2 separate regions of the Homo sapiens genome follow, and region 1 is linked to region 2. A link is a loop called in an ENCODE intact Hi-C map of the cell type or tissue named here. Cell type or tissue: heart left ventricle. All regions are shown on one strand.

Region 1 (8,000 bases), 270 kb before region 2:
GAAAATGGAACACTTATATACTGCTAATGGGAATGTAAATTAGTTCAGCCGTTGTGCAAAGCACTTTGGTGATTTCTCAAAGAACCTGAAACAATTACCACTCGACCCAGCAATCCCATTATTGGATATATACCTAAAGGAATATAGATTGTTCTGCCATAAAGACACATGCACGCATATGTTCATCGCAGCACTATTCACGATAGCAAAGACATGGAATCAACCTAAATGCCCATCAGTGGTAGTCTGGATAAAGAAAATGTGGTACACGTACACCGTGGAATATACACAGCCATAAAAAAATAAGATTATGTTCTTTGCAGCAACATGGATGGAGCTGGAGGCAATTATCCCAAGCTAAATTATGTAGGAACAGAAAACCAAATACCGCATATTCTCACTTATAAGCGGGAGCTAAACATTGAGTACACATGTACACAAGGGAACAACAGACACCAAGGCCTACTTAACGGTAGAGGGTGGGAGGAGGGAGAGGACAGAAAAACTACCTATTGGGTACTGTGCTTATTACCAGGTAACAAAATAATCTGTACACCAAAACCTTAAAGAAAAGTTTTTTAAAAATGTAAAATAAAGCATATAGCAAAACAAACAAGACACCTGGTAAAGTTCTGCTCTTCCTTCAAAGACCCAGCTCAAATGTCTCTTTCATAAAGCCTTTCTGACATTCTCATACCCCCCTACTCTCTGACCTGGGAGAAGCTGTGTTTTCATTCTCCCACAATAACTTGTTCATATTTCTATTATAAAACCTACAAATTTAAACTAGCTGTCAGTGCATACTTGTTTGTCTCCTTGGCTATGTGCCTTATGAGATGCCTGGGATAGAGATCAATTATTATTCAATTTGAATCCTTGGCATTGGGTACAGTGGCTGACACATTGGAGGTGTGCAACAAATATTCATGGTATAAGTTCACTGAATTACAGAGATGTATGCATAAGTTTTTTGGAACTGGGTTTCATGAATCATAGGTACACACAATTTGAATAAAAGAAGAAAACAAAAGTGGGGCAAAACGGTGTAGGTCTAGTAATGAAATGGGAAAAGAAAGGCACATTGAAAAGTCGCAACAAAAGAGAGAACCAGTACAATTATATCAACATATAGTAAACACATTGGAGAAGGGAAAAAAATACAGCAAGTGAAATTGATTCTTTGGTGGCAGAAACAATTGAAAGGTATGGAGGCAAAGAAGGAGGAGAAATTAAGGCATAGAGATAAATTAGACTTGGGGAGAAAGCACAGAAGTCAAATATAGCAACAAATCTTGGACTGGGAATGTTTCCAATTGACCATTATGCTTACGATTACTTTTATGTTGTGGAGACAATATTTAATGAGCATTTCAGATCTGTTAACTAATTTTTTGAAAAAGTGACTCCAGTTCAGTGATAAATACCTTGACCAATATGCCATATAAAGTAAGAAATATTTTACCATACCCAAGAAACTGGTTTTACCGGCTTAGTTTTGACCAACTGATGGCAATTTGTACCTGCTAAACTCCCAATTTTTTACTTGCTGGTTGTGTAGGTAGGCAGTGAGGTTTGTTGGACTGGGCATGCAGGGACAAGCAGTTAGGCCAATACATGGACTGAAGATTATATCTATTTATCTGCCTTTTGTTTAGCTATTTGCATAAATATACAGAGTGGGTTTATTTGCACACTTAGAGCTTTAGAATAAAAGAACTTTGACTTTCAAATTGGTTTTTCTTGATTTTTAAAAATTTTTATACTCCACTTTTTCTTCCGTCTTTCTCAAACTCATTTTTCCCTAGTAGCAGAGTTGAGACTTAATATTACAAAACTCTGCTTGCTTTAAAGAATCTAAGAAGAAGAAGAAGAAAAAAAGACACTAAAGAACTTCCAAGCAGAAGTTTAAGAAGTTCTGCTATAGCCCATCCACTCGTTTGTGGAATTTAAATATATCCGTTTTTGCCACAATAACAGCGTAGCCTTGCTAGAATCATATACAAAGCAGCAGATTTCTTTCTATAAATTACTGGACACTGTGGTGTAATGTGGACATTGCTGAGGAGGGATGTAACTGCAACAGAAACAAATTACTTACATTGCATGCAGTAGGGAAGTGGGTGAAAAGAGCATTGAACTCTGAGTCGGGAGACGACTTCAAGGCCCAGCTCAGCACTCTAGCAGAACTTTAGGTAAGTTTTTTAGACACTGTGTACTTCAGTTTCCCCATGTGAAAATGAGAATAACGTCTGTTCTGCCTACTTCACTTGAACTATTTGAGGATAAAAGAAGGTAAAATGCAATAATGGTCATGAAGATTTTATAAACCTTGAAGTGATGTACAAGTATACCATACTGTTTCACTTCTATTACTATTATAACTGTTTAAAAAAGCATTTGTGACCAGTACAATCCTGGCTTTTCTCTGGAGACTAACATCCAGTTTCACAGTTATTTTACTTTTGATAGGGAAAAGGGAATTATTCCTGTTATATATTGCAATATTTAGGATCCTCTAGCAATTTCTCAGGCTATGACTTCATGTTCCCAGAAGCGGGCAGCAAAACTCCAAAGGCTCTGCCTTTTCCTCAATTAAAATGTCTAAAGCAGTTTTTCCTTGAGAGGAAAAGAACTATACTGTAAAGAATAGCCCTTTAAAAATGATGGTATTTAGGTGACAAAGCTAATCCTATTACAATAAATATAACATTCATTCCAAATAAGATTTTTCCTTTTCTCTGTCCTGTGAAGAAAATAATTGACTGTTTCTTCAATCTTATGTTAATTATTTGACTTATATTTCCAGAAACTCCTACCCATGTTTTTCCATTTAACTCTAGATTTGTAGATCCTACTTAGCACCAGTTTTTAAATAAATTGTTTTGTATGTGTAAGAGAAAAGGTGTTCAGGCCTGATTTATAGTTTAGGATGCCTACCTAAGTCCAAAGAGTGATCCTCAGCAGTGTCTAAATGTGTTCCTATCATAGAGTATATGTTTGTCATTCAGATAAAATGTTGTCTACATCTAATCTTTCTCATTCTTTCATTATTCAAATATCCCCGTGCCTTTCTATCTTTAGTCAGTGAATTATCTTGTAATGACAAGAGCAACTATCATTTGAACTGTTCTTAACTCACTTAGGCCGGAGGTTGCAATTTTTTTTTTGTCAAAAAATCAGACCTTGGTGATAACTTGAGCAGTAGGCTATAAGTAACTAGTAGGCTAGCCTACTATAAGTAGGCTAGGCATATTAATAGCGTATAAGGTGCTCTCACAGACATGTTTTCCCTTTGATACTCACCATAGCCCTGTGAAGTTGATAGCTACTATCCCCCATTTTACAGATAAATTTTCTAATCTGTAATCAAAATAGCTGCTCTTTGCTTGAAGAAAAAGTCCAGAGGGACACCCTATATGTCAAGAGAGCTCCAGGGGGTGGGTAATTTCTTTCATAATTGCTAGAAGAGCCAATTCTGAATGTGAGGCTTTTTCTGTCTGCTTTATTACAACCAGAGATGGAATAGGAAGGCTTTCAGTTACAGTTTATCAATTCCTTCTGCTTTTGCCAGTTAATCTCTAGCTTTACTCTTTTGAAAAAACTACCTGTTTCCCACTCCACTTCTGCTACCACCACTACCAAGTCAGAGTCCTCTTTCTATTCCAGCCAAACCTCTTCCTGTTCTTGAGAATTGCATCACATTCTTGGCTTAACGTAACCAACACCCCCACATTGGCACCAGGGAGTGTGTAGCCCTTCTTTATTGGCTGAAAGTTCTTGTCTGGTGAGCATGGAATAAGTCACTCACTTCCTGAATTTCAGCCCTGGCTAAATTTGCTTCTGGAAAAACATATATATATTCCTCAGATTTTTGTTTGTTTGTTTGCAAATCTCCTTCACTCCAGCCCTGTCCTGGAATGAGCAAGATTTACCAAATAGGGACAGCGTGAAAGGGAATTTAGAGGGTAGAGGTAGAGGGAAAAGGAGTAGTATGTGTAGCTTGCTGAATGAGATGTCTGCTCTTGCTGTTTCCATTTCTTCACTTCTCAAACAATTTTTAACCCAATCTAAACTGGCATCAGCTCCCATTGTATTGAAAGGGCTTTCACTCAGGACAGTAACGCCCCCCCGCCACCTCCCATATTACTAAATCCAGTGGATACATCAGCCTTGATCTTACTTGGCATCAGGGTAGCATGTGATGCTTTTGGTCACATCCTCTTTGATAGATTCACTCTTCCTTTGCACTATTGTTTTTTCCCTATCTTAGTCATGGGTCTTCAGCATCCTTTGCAAGCTCCTCTTTACTCCTAAAGTACTGGTGTTCCTCAGAACCCTGTTCTACATCAGCCTCTTTTCTCTCTAAACATTTTCTGTGAGAAATATTATCCCTTTCCATGGCATTATTGAGATCTATCTGCCAATTATTTCCAAATCTCTATCTTCCCTGACCTCTTTTGACTGCTTTCTAGAACTTCAATTAGAAATTCCTGAAAGCCTATTAACCAACTCCCTCCCTCAAACCTATTCCTCCAATAATGCTCCTTATCCAAACATATGCCACACCATCTACCCAGTTTTTCTAGGCAGAAATGTAGGATTCATCCTTAATGCCTCTTTTGCTCACCTTCCACATTCAGTCAATAACCAAATTCAGTATAATCTACATATTTGAATCCATCAATTTCTCCCTGTCCCCACTGGCCTAAGTGATCACCATCTATGTGGCATTTTGCACATCCCTTTGCTAGTTTCCTGCCCCCAGGTTTTCTCCCCTTGGATCATTTTCCACTAACCACTAGATGGTTCTTTATGTAAATGCAGTTCTGTAAATTCACCACTTGTGTTTAAAATCCTTTAGTTGCTTCTCACTGTCCTTAGGATGGAGTCCGAACTTCTTATCACGGTTCATAAGCCTCTCATGATCAGTAACTTGCCATCAGTCTGAACTCCACTCACACTGACCTCCAGTGTTTCAAACACACCCTGCTTCCTTTTGCCTCTAGGCCTTCACAGATGCTGTTTCCTCTGCTCGGAGCATTCTACTGTAGGGCCTCTAACATCTGTAGACTAAATTCTAGCCTCAAATTATCAGTTATCTTATTCCTGAATCAGAACTGAACTGGGATTCTTAATATTTTTTTATTAATTCTTGAATTAAAGCCAGGATTTATATTATCCTATATGTTTCTTTGAAAAATGCAAAGATATTTTCTAATGAAACTGTATTTGAACTAATTAACTTAGGGTTCAGTTTTTAAAAATCATAGCCGAATGTAAACTGGAACGTACTTTTTTTCATGGTACTGGAATGTTTTCTTGGTTGTTATTCATCGTGACATTCTAGCTTTGGAATTTTTCATTTCCAGCTGACTTCTAGCAGTCTCCTTTCTTACCTCTCAACCCCTTACCCTCTGGTTGCCCTATACTTGCCCCTAGATGGATCCAGTTTGCATGCAGTGGTAGCTGCTGTGAGGCTGCGGTTAAATAGAGCTGCTCAGACTGCAACAGGAAAGCATTGAATCGAAAGCAAAGGGGAGGAAGCGCAAACCGATACCCACCACAAAGCTGCTGAGTGCCCAGCATGACCCAAGCCGCACCCTCTGATGAGGAGTCTTGTGGAGGAGTAAGAAGCCACAGACTTTAATAAACCATCAGCACAGCCTGTCCTCCACTTCCCTGGTCCAGCCTTCCCGGATCACCATGAGTATCACCGGGTACTGACCTAAGAAGCTGGGTGATGACAGAAAAGTGACCAGAAATGTAGAGTCCAGAGGAAGGTACCCGAAATGAATGACTGTAGACCATTTTATCTCAAACTCCCTACACAGTCAAGCGTGGCGAGCACGAAGGTCCGGGGCATGAGAATGTTTCTGAGGAGCTCCCTGCTTGGGGTGATTCCCAGATGAAGACTCCTAAAAATGTTCCCTAAAAATGCCTTTGCTACCTCCCTGAAAGGCTGCTTCTAGTAGTGGCCAAAACAACTTATAAAAATTTTGTAACTAAAAATAAAGCCCTTGTGAGATACAGTTAAGAGAACTTTAAATATACACTAAGGTATGATGACTATTTTTAGATTCCTGACTTCAATGGAGGGAGGAGAAAGGAAGGAGATGGAGCAGCAAAGACATATGTTACCTACTTGATTTTGCTCATGGCCTAACCTGTTTACATTTGTCCCTTTTGCTATCAAAGGAGATATTAAGGAATTATAGGAAAGGGAATGAAAAGTGTGGAAAAATATATAGGAACTAAGTACAGATTTTAAACACTGGTAAGGTGGAGAACTCCTTGGAAATCTAGAGCTTCACAGTGGCTCTATAATTCACCTGTTCAGGTTCACTACCTCAGAATCTAAGAAGGTGAGATCTGGGCCCTACTTTTGCAGCTGGAAGGTCAGAACACAAAGAATGGAGGTGACTGACTCAGTCTGGAGGAAAGGTTGCTTGGCTTGGCTGGAAGTGGGCACTTGTGTCATCATAGAGTGCCAACCTCACACTTCAGATAACAGAACAGGAAATATTGTTAGTTCAGATGGGAGAGCAGAGGACTGACTGTGTATCCAAGACCATTAAGTTATTCAGTCACCTCTTTGTGTTGTACTTTCTATCCTACAAGGGACCAGAGCTGGCTGTGGGGAGCTTGGGCAATAGATGAAGCAGGCCATCAGGCCAGTCCCTGTTCCTTGCAGCTTTCTTCTCCCTTCTATCATGTTCAGCTTCTTTAATCTGCTCAACCCAGAAAGTCTTCCAAGATTGACATCATTACCAAAGTTTAAATGGAAGAATCTGAGGCATTTTGATAGGAGACAGGGGTGACAATTCTGGAGTAGAGGAACTGTCTCTCACAAGGCCTCTCTACTACAAGTGGTAAAAATTTGTGCTTTATTTTAACAACCACAACAACAGTGAATTGGAAAGGATCTAATAACAGAACAGAATTTGTAGTCAGACAACTTTGTTTTGAAACTATTCTTCCTTTCTTCCCTTCCTCCCTCCCTCCCTTCCTTCTTTCCTTCCTTCCTTTCCTTCAGAAAGGAAAGGACAGGGAGGATAGCCATAGAATGGGAAGCTCCTTAGACCTCAGAGGAATGCCGCAAGCTTCCCAAGTCTGAGTGCCTGCCCAGAGTTTGCCTACTTTCTTCAGTAGTCAAGGATATTCCTCAAGTTGTGTTTAATATCTATACATGAGCCAAACTGCGGTAGGTGGGTGACTGCATTCCCCAGGTGCAATCTTTCAGCATGTGACCTGATGTAGTACATTACATTCCTTAGACAAGGAAAAAATAGCGATATGAATGCAAAGAGGGGGAGGCAGAGAGTGTAAGCTACTCTAAAACACTTAGTTATGAAAGAAGAAAGATTGGCTAGAAAGCATGTGTAATAAGGAATGAATTCCATTTTTTTAATTGAGAGAGGTTCAGGAATGTTTATGTACTTGAGGAAAAAGCATAGTGAGAGATCTTAACAAGTCACTTCATTCCTAAGCTTTGATACCCCCATCCAAGGTGAGGAGGAGAGGAGAGGAGTTTCTATAAAGATTAAAATTGAATTAAAATCATATGCCCAGTAGTGGCTTATATGCCACAAAGCCCTTTACACATGTTAATTTTTATAACTATTATCATCTAGTGACTGTACAGATGAGTAAGCCCTGGTCACAGCTGTTCTATATTTTCTACCCTATATGACAGAGCTGTCAAGAGGAGACAGGCTCTTGAGTAGGCAGGGCTAAGACACATAAATAAGAGGCTAACACTGGTGTGATTTGTATCTTGACATGCTTTGAGCTTTTGGAGGATGGTGTGTGTATGTGTGTGACTTACTAGATGCAATGAGTTACCATTTATTTCAACTTGCCCTGTATTCTTATTTTAAAAATCTTACTTAAAACATGGACACATGTCAAATCCAACATGTCTCTAAAAAGATCTAATGTTTGGAGAAAATTTTAGAAATATTCACAAACTGTGCATCTGATAAAGGTCTATTTAGAATCTA
Region 2 (8,000 bases):
ACACACTGGGGCCTGTTAAGGGGTGGAGAGCTAGGGGAGGGAAGGCATTAGGAGAAATATCTAATGTAGATGACGGGTTGATAGGTGCAGCAAACCACCATGGGACGTGTATACCTATGTAACAAACCTGTACATTCTGCACATGTATCCCAGAACTTAAATATAATAAAAATTAAAAAAAAAGAAATTCACATTCACACATACTTTCTACTTCTTAGTGTGACTATATGTGGACTTTCTTATTTCTCCCTAGTGAATTTTACTACTCTTAAAATAGGAATTAATTTTTTCTTTGTGTCTCTTACAGCATCTAGCATAATATACTTCATGTAGTAGTTGTTCAATAAATATGTTATTGAACCTACTTACAATCATTCCATGGAGGCTTAGAGAGCCATGAAGTTAAACTGGATCGTGCCTGTAACATAGCCAAGGCTACACCCTGAGTCATGGACTGCAGGGCAGGAAAGATCCTGCAGTCTCACCTCCTGCATGTGGGGCTAGACTATCCACTTGTCCCTGTTTCCACCAACAGCGCCACTAATCAACTCTGGGACATCTGGGGCAAGGGTGCTTCCAGTTAGCACTGTGGCAGTCTGCCCAACTGATAGGAAACTGAATTTGGGGTGAGGAGGTAGAATTCAGAGAACAGGCTTACTGTAGAGTCCTCACAATCAAGTTGACAGCAGATAAATTGAAATATGAGACACATTTTCCCATTCCTCCATGCAGAATATAAGTGAGAATACCTGTCCAGTCCCAGATTTAAGTATTTTCCTCTCTCAATCAAAAAGCTCCATCCCTACAGTCTTAAAAAAAAATAGAAAGATGGTTGTGAGAAAAGCCTCATTCTAGAGAATAACTCTTCACCAGCTAGAGGCTGGACTGAAACAGGAACATCTAGCTCAAAATAAAAGCACCATGATGAAAATCTCCATTCCCAGACACAAGGAGCTCATGCACCACCTCTGGCAAATGTACTTGTCAACTCATGCCAAACATTTTTACTGAACTGGGAGCACTGACAGCAATGGAAACCTCCCCCAGCTCTTGAGGCTCATCATGCTGTAAAAGAGAGCTGAGAGAAAGTGTGGTCAGTTTTCTTTGACTCATATCCACCTAACCTCCATTGTTCACTTCTGCTTCATGTCCCAGAGCACTATTCCAAGCCCACACTGAAATTACATTTCTGGATTAATAACAAGCACAAGAAAATAAATCACATCTGCCCCAGGCGTGAACCCAAAACCAAAAGCAGCCACAGAGAAGAATTTGTGAGCTGAGCTTAGGGTCAACTTTAATTCTGAAGGAAATGAACCTTTTTTTAAAAATCAAATAACAATCTATGTAGACAAAACATTTATCTACACTGCTCTAATTAGTTTTGGGGTCTTTAAAACCTCTTTCTTTCTCGTGTAGATATCTACCAGAGCAGAAATTCTGTGATAAGATGGCCTGAGGCCAAATACAGTTTAATAAAGTGCTTCATCTTTATCCAACCCTCAGGACTATTTTCATTTCCTAAAGGAACATCCAGGTATCCAGGCATATCTCTAGAACATCATCTCACTGGGGCTTATAAACCACCTGCCCTTTCTGTCAGGACATTTCCCTGTGCCATCAAGTTCAAGTAAAAGGCTGCAGTGCGGTCACTGCACCATTGCTGCCAGCTTCTATTTTTTATTTTGTTGTTGCTCTGTGTGTGTGTGTGTGTGTGTGTGTGTGTGTGTGCATAGGCATGCATGCAAGCATGCTTCCACATGTTTCCATCAGGAATGATCTTTCGGGAGAACATAAGAAGTGCATGTGGGAATCTCATGCTATGTCTTGCAGGCTCTGTCTCATCTCTGTTGTCCATTCTCTCCAAATTTTCTGGACTCTGTTGGAGATTACCAACCCTTGCTTCTGCCTTTAGACATCCTGTCTAAATGCCTCTAAGACACCTGGAACACTCTGACAACCCTGTCCTTAAGGAACTCTATCCTCTGGGCTCACAAAATACCTGCAGGTAACTGGGCTGTGCTGTGCTGTGCCAGTTTCCACACTCTCTGCTTTGAGAGGTCCCAGGAGTCAGGACAATCCTTTCCCCCCGGAAAGCACTTGGCACCACAGTCCCAGGCTTTAGAATACAAAGGGCTCCAGGCTCCTCTGAAGCACTGCTGTTGCTCTGGGACATTAGGTATGGCTTGTGGTTGCCAGCACCATCTCTGCACAGAGGGCCTCCTAGAGTCCTGGTGACATCGCTGGCCTGGCTGGGACCAGGGTTACCTCCTATCCTTTCCCTGTGTGTCATATGGACATAATAGTACCCACAGCTCAGTATGCTGTGCCGACTGAAATAACCCAAATGCACACTTAGCACAGTATGGTTCCTGGTAAAAGCTCTGCTAATATTAGTTATTAGGATATGTACTGACAAGAAATAATATTTTTTCTTTAATTGTGTAATGCAATATACAGAAGTTGAATAAAACATAGGTATAAATTCTTGCATATGTTAACATGCAAGCACTAGCTAGGACTAAATACTAGCTTCCCACATGCCCCTTCCTCACCACAGCACCCCTCATATCCTTAGCAATGACCATTACCTGATTTTCACGATGTTTGGTTCTTTATAATTTTCTGCTTCTCATGCCCGCCCTCCTGATGGGTCTAGGTTTTAACCTGTGATCATACACGTGTATTCTCTTATGCCTGGGTTTTTTTTTAACTAAATGTTGTGGATTTAACAGTCATCACTGATTCACCCACTTTCGTTGCTAGTGAAATATACCATAATCTGTTTATGCACATGCTTGATGATGGGCATCTGGGCTGTTTCCAGTTTGTGGCTGTTAGGCACAGTGTGGCTGTGGTCATTCATGTAATGGTGTCCGGGGGCATGGGAGCACCAATGCCTCTGGGTTACACACAAGGAATGGAATTCCAGGCCCTGTGTTTCACTAATCTAAGCCTTTTTGAGGTTAAGAAAAAATTGGGCTCTGCATAGCGGCACACACCTATAATCCTAGCTACTTAGGAGGCTAAGGTGGAAAGATTGCTTGAGCCCCGAAGTTCGAGGCTGCAGTGAGCTATGATCACATCATTGCATTCCAGCCTGGGAGACAGAGTGAGACCCTGACTCTGAAAAAAAAAAAAAAGAAAGAAAGAAAATGAAAGAGTCCCCATAATCAGCGGAAAGGAAAAGGGATAAGAAGCTGTTTTGTAGAAAGAAAGGCAGCTAGGGGATGCTTGACCACGGTAGGATGTGTGGGCACAGAGTAGGGTCGGGGGCATTCCAGAGAAAGGGTCTGCCCTTCTGCGGATGACAAGAGAACCACCTTGACAGTCAGCTCGCCCACCGCCCCCCGTGCCCCACCACTCTTCCGCATGTGTCTCTTTGGCCCTTTTCTCATCTGTCTCCACCTCCCCAGTCTTGCCATTCTCCTCCTATCTTGTTACTGCTTCTCCTCCACTCTCCCAATTGAATTGCCCCAAAGCACACAGCAGGAGGCCCCGGACTACTGGAAGGTTTGCTCAGTCTGAGAGAAATACGAGGGAATATTTTCCACCAACAGAAGAAGCATGAATGCGTCTTTCTCCGGTTAGGATCTGTTTTCGAGGAAATCAAATAAGATTGCTTCACCCGAGGCTCTGAGCCTCCACAGCCAACTCCCGAGGCCTGGGCAGTGCAGGCCTTAGGCCGCTCCCTGGAATGGTGTGACCAAAAGTCAGGAACCTCTGGATACGCAGGGCTAATATTTGCCACAATCTCCCAGGAACTGAAACCGGCAGGCATCTTGCTTCATTACAGAGTTCCAAGGGAAAGCACCATGGCGCACTCTTGTGGCCCCCGTGGGGACTGCAAGCAGAGCCCTAGGGGTCCTCCTGGCCCTAGAAGCAGTGCTAACCTGGAAGACCAACTTATTCTTTAAGTATAGTAGGCACCCGCGCGTGTTTTACTTTGTTTTAAAATCAGAGGAAAATAGAAGGAATCAGCAGGTGTAGCGCAAGTCCTTTGTCCTTGGTGATCCCTAGCAAGGAACTTCCCTCCTCCAGGGAAGGGGTCTTACCTGGAAGGCCCAGAGTAGAGTTCCTTCAGCTCTTGGAGTTCAGCCTCAGTTTATCTTTTCTCCTTTTCATGCTGGAGGATTTCGGAGCTCAGGGCAAGAGTTTTCTTGGAGGTCACAGTTGCTGCCCGTGTTAGGAGAGATGAGGAAGAATTCCATTATGCATTTTATAAATGGCCCAATTTTCTTCCAACCTACATGGATGAGCTGAAGTGAAATAATGGTTTAAGGAGGTCAAGTCACGAAAAAGGTCTCAGTGGGACATGGCAGCACTAGGGCAGCTCCTAAGTGAAAAACTCAGCGCCACCACCAGACAACTACTTCCTCAGTCCCATGGGCCTGGAGACTGTCGTGGGTGGGAGAAAAAGAGAGATACAGCCATGAGGGGAAGGTGCAGGATCCCAAGAGTGTGTGAGAAGAAAAAGAATAGTGAATAAAATGATTGAAAACAAAGGTGTTTTAAATTATGCTGGGAATGAGGAAGCTGTGATTACCTCCCTGTTGAAGTAGAGTCCCTTGAGATACCTCTCATCTGTCAGGAAGCCTCGTAAGACCCCACATCACCATAGAGCTGTTGACCACAAACAACAAGGTTCAGTATGCCAGAGCTCCAAGCCATTTGGCTTCCCTCTGAAAATCACATTATGCTGATTTATGAGGAGTGCTAATAAAATTAAGCTTATCACATACCATATATTGAGCAATTATGTACCAAGCTTATTAAGATCCATTGGAGTCCTAGCCTGTAATTGCTCAGTGGGTAAAAGTAAGTTTTCAGAGTGATGAATTATCTTTGAGTTACTGGTACAATATGAACTCACTTCTCAATGGGATAAATAGAGGCAGTATAAATAACTCTGTATAAAACTTTTAATAATAAGTATAAAAATCACCCACTTTCCAGATAAATATAAAAGATAATTCATTAAGAACAAAGAGTGCTGCTCAACTCCATTGTTCTTCAGAGAAACAAGAGTCTCTTTACGCCCTTCAATAAGCTGTACTTATCTTGACCTCTCAGTCCATGTAATAAAACAGAAAGCTTCAATTTGTAAGTTAAGATTACTGGAGTTCAAAACAGAGACCATAAAGTAGCAGTGAAAACTGGCATCATGCTTCTGGAGTTGGAAATGGGCACATACAAAAGAATATATGGTTTGGGAAGGAACTTCGGTAACATATTTAGTTTAATAGGGACCTAAAGGCCACGGAGTATTTGATCCATAAGCTAACCATGACCCTACACACTGATTATTCTGGTTTGACTTTGGCCAACAGTCACTATGTTTTTAAACTTTTATTTTAGGTTAAGGAGTATATGTGCATGTTTGTTATATAAACTCATATTCCATAGATTATTTCATTACCCAGGTACTAAACCTAGTACCCAATAGTTATTTTTTCTGCTCCTCTCCCTCCTCCCAACCTCCGCCCTCAGGTAAGCTCCAGTGTCTGTTGTTCCCCTCTTTGTGTCTGTGTGCTCACATTATTTTGCTCCCACTTATAAGTGACAACCTGCAGTATTGGTTTACTGTTCCTGAGTTGGTGTAGATAATGACCTCCAGCTCCATCCATGTTCCTGCAAAGGACATGACCTCTATTTTAAGAAAGGTCAGGGAATTGCATAAGAGAATATCCACATGAAATGGAGAAAACACAAAAGATCGGGTTGCAAATAAACCTTATGAGAATCATAAACCATACCTAGTTTCAAATTTTATTAATTGATATTATCATACTCAAGAAGAAAGCTAATTGTGAGACACACACAAATCACAAGTATGAGAGCACCACCATCATTCCCCAAAGAGCCTCCCTTCCATATTAGGAAATAATGTAGCCCAGATGTAATATAAGAGCTCTGTAAGTGATGTGCGAGATTGTAACTTACTTAAATATGGAGCCATTTTTGGTCATTTCCATTTGATAAAGCTGATAGTTGCATAGACTATGTGACAATTTCCAAGTAACAATGGCATGCAAATCTACAGATTCCAGGTCTCACTACCATGATTACCTATGTAGATCAGACACATCTTACTAAAAGCATTCCACATATAAGAAGGTTTCCAATAGTAAGGACCATTGGTGTATTTACCAGGCAGCCTGTCACTATCTGTTTACAATGAAAATTGACTGGGCTACCTTTTTTCTTTTCCCAGGCTATCCTTCAGTAAAGGGAGATCATAGCAGCTGAAAGAAACAGTTCTTTGTGTCTTTTCTCCAAATCATTTTGTGGAGATTTTAGCCAAATCAGCAGGAGTTCAATTTTCCTTGTCTAAGAAAAGGAACAATGATTCCTTCCAGCGTTGGCCATTAGTCAGTGCCAGATCTCAGAGAGTTAGTTCAGAGTATTATTCTTAGAAATAGCATGATAGCAATCCTATCTGGAATCATTACACACCTAAGAACACCCCTATGGTGTGCAATAATCTGTCTCTAAGGCTTTTTATTATATCCTGGACACATATCCTTTTCCCAGTGGTGAAACCAGTTTACAGGTACTGTTTAACCTGGGATGGGGCCAAGCAGAAGCCTGACCAAGCTTGGAATTGAGCTGCATACAAAGTTGGCTTCCATAAGGCTACATGATGTGAAGTTAAATTCCATCCTGAAATACTATTAGGAATACACATTCCAAATTTAAATGTATAGATATGGTATCTTTGGGATGGGTATCAAAGTTCTACGCCTGTAATCCCAGCACTTTGGGAGGCCAAGGTGGGCAGATCACGAGGTCAGGAGATAGAGACCATCCTTGCTAACATGGTGAAACCCCGTCTCTACTAAAACTACCAAAAATTAGCCGGGCGTGGTGGCAGGCGCCTGTAGTTCCAGCTACCAGGGAGGCTAAGGCAGGAGAATGGCATGAACCTGGGAGGTGGAGCTTGCAGTGAGCTGAGATCACGCCACTGCACTCCAGCCTGGGTGACAGAGCGAGACTCTGTCTCAAAAACAAACAAACAAAAAAAAAAAAACAAAGCTCTTGGTACAGGATGTGCTCTCAGAAGTTATGTTGCTGGACTCTGTAAAAGGCAACCATCCCCTCACCTACACACTTGGGCATTTCCTGTCCAAAGGCCTCTGAGACATCTAAGACATGCCAGCAATCCTACCTTTGAGGAGCTCCACCTTTATAGGCCCCCAAATAGTGAAGGTACCTGGGAAGTGGATTCTTCTCTGCCCACGGTTAGGCATTGGTGCTACACTTGGGCCTGGAACCCTGAGATCAGACAAAATAAAAAAGAAATTGTGAGGTGGGAAAGATATTTTATTATACTAAGCTATATAATTGCATTCTCCCTTTACCCTTCATTCCACTTCACAAATCTAGAAGACATTCCAGTGGGATCTGCACTTTACTTACCCTCATTCAAGCTGAGGACTCAATAATTAGAATAAACTACAAACCCAACCTTTATGTTTTGACTACCATGTGTTTCAGTTGAATATCAGGGATTTCATTTTCATTTTCAGAAAGGCTACTGCAGTGAGAGTGATAAGTAATGTGTTATAACTATGTAACATTACATTCCCTGAACTATCTATTTATTCAGAGTGTCAAATTCATTAGGCTAGTGTTCCTTTGACCACACATAGGAAACCCAACAAATCTTAAAAGTGTGGGGTCTGTGGGCTGGGATAGGGCAATATCAGCTAACACTTAGGATTCTCTCAGAGTTCACTGGTTCTTAAGTGGATGGAACCCTTGATTGTCAAGTTTCTGTATCTTTTCTTTAGGAGATTATAAGTCTAGATGCCTGCTATTTTCATGTTGACAAAAATGTGTACAAACTATGAAATGCCTTCCATATGTTCCTAACTCCCAAGACACATGTTTACTGAGTCCTTGATATGTGCAAGTTCCCCTTTGCATCCATCTCAGGAGGAGACTTCCTAGGAACCCAACCTATATCACCTGAGATCCCTGTTAGCCCCTCTGTACAG

The links. Hi-C counts contacts between places; a loop is a spot of excess contacts. Peaks named below come from ENCODE experiments on the same cell type or tissue, not always from the same donor. Only the 100,000 strongest peaks of a DNase experiment are listed, where the experiment ranks them.
Region 1: a loop joins it to region 2, with 5 times the contacts of the local background. A loop is called at or near these places in 17 of 110 quality-filtered maps.

What each region holds. Positions count from the first base shown.
Region 1 is chr1:120,140,545-120,148,544 of GRCh38, reverse strand. No RefSeq gene overlaps it. Among named protein-coding and RNA genes, the nearest start is that of SEC22B, 32 kb to the left of the region's middle. In heart left ventricle, no CTCF peak of the experiment used is centred here; no DNase peak of the experiment used is centred here; H3K27ac peaks cover 585 bases.
Region 2 is chr1:119,866,921-119,874,920 of GRCh38, reverse strand. No RefSeq gene overlaps it. Among named protein-coding and RNA genes, the nearest start is that of ADAM30, 26 kb to the left of the region's middle. In heart left ventricle, a CTCF peak has its summit at 3,840 (motif pointing left); a DNase peak (open chromatin) is centred at 3,820; H3K4me3 peaks cover 377 bases.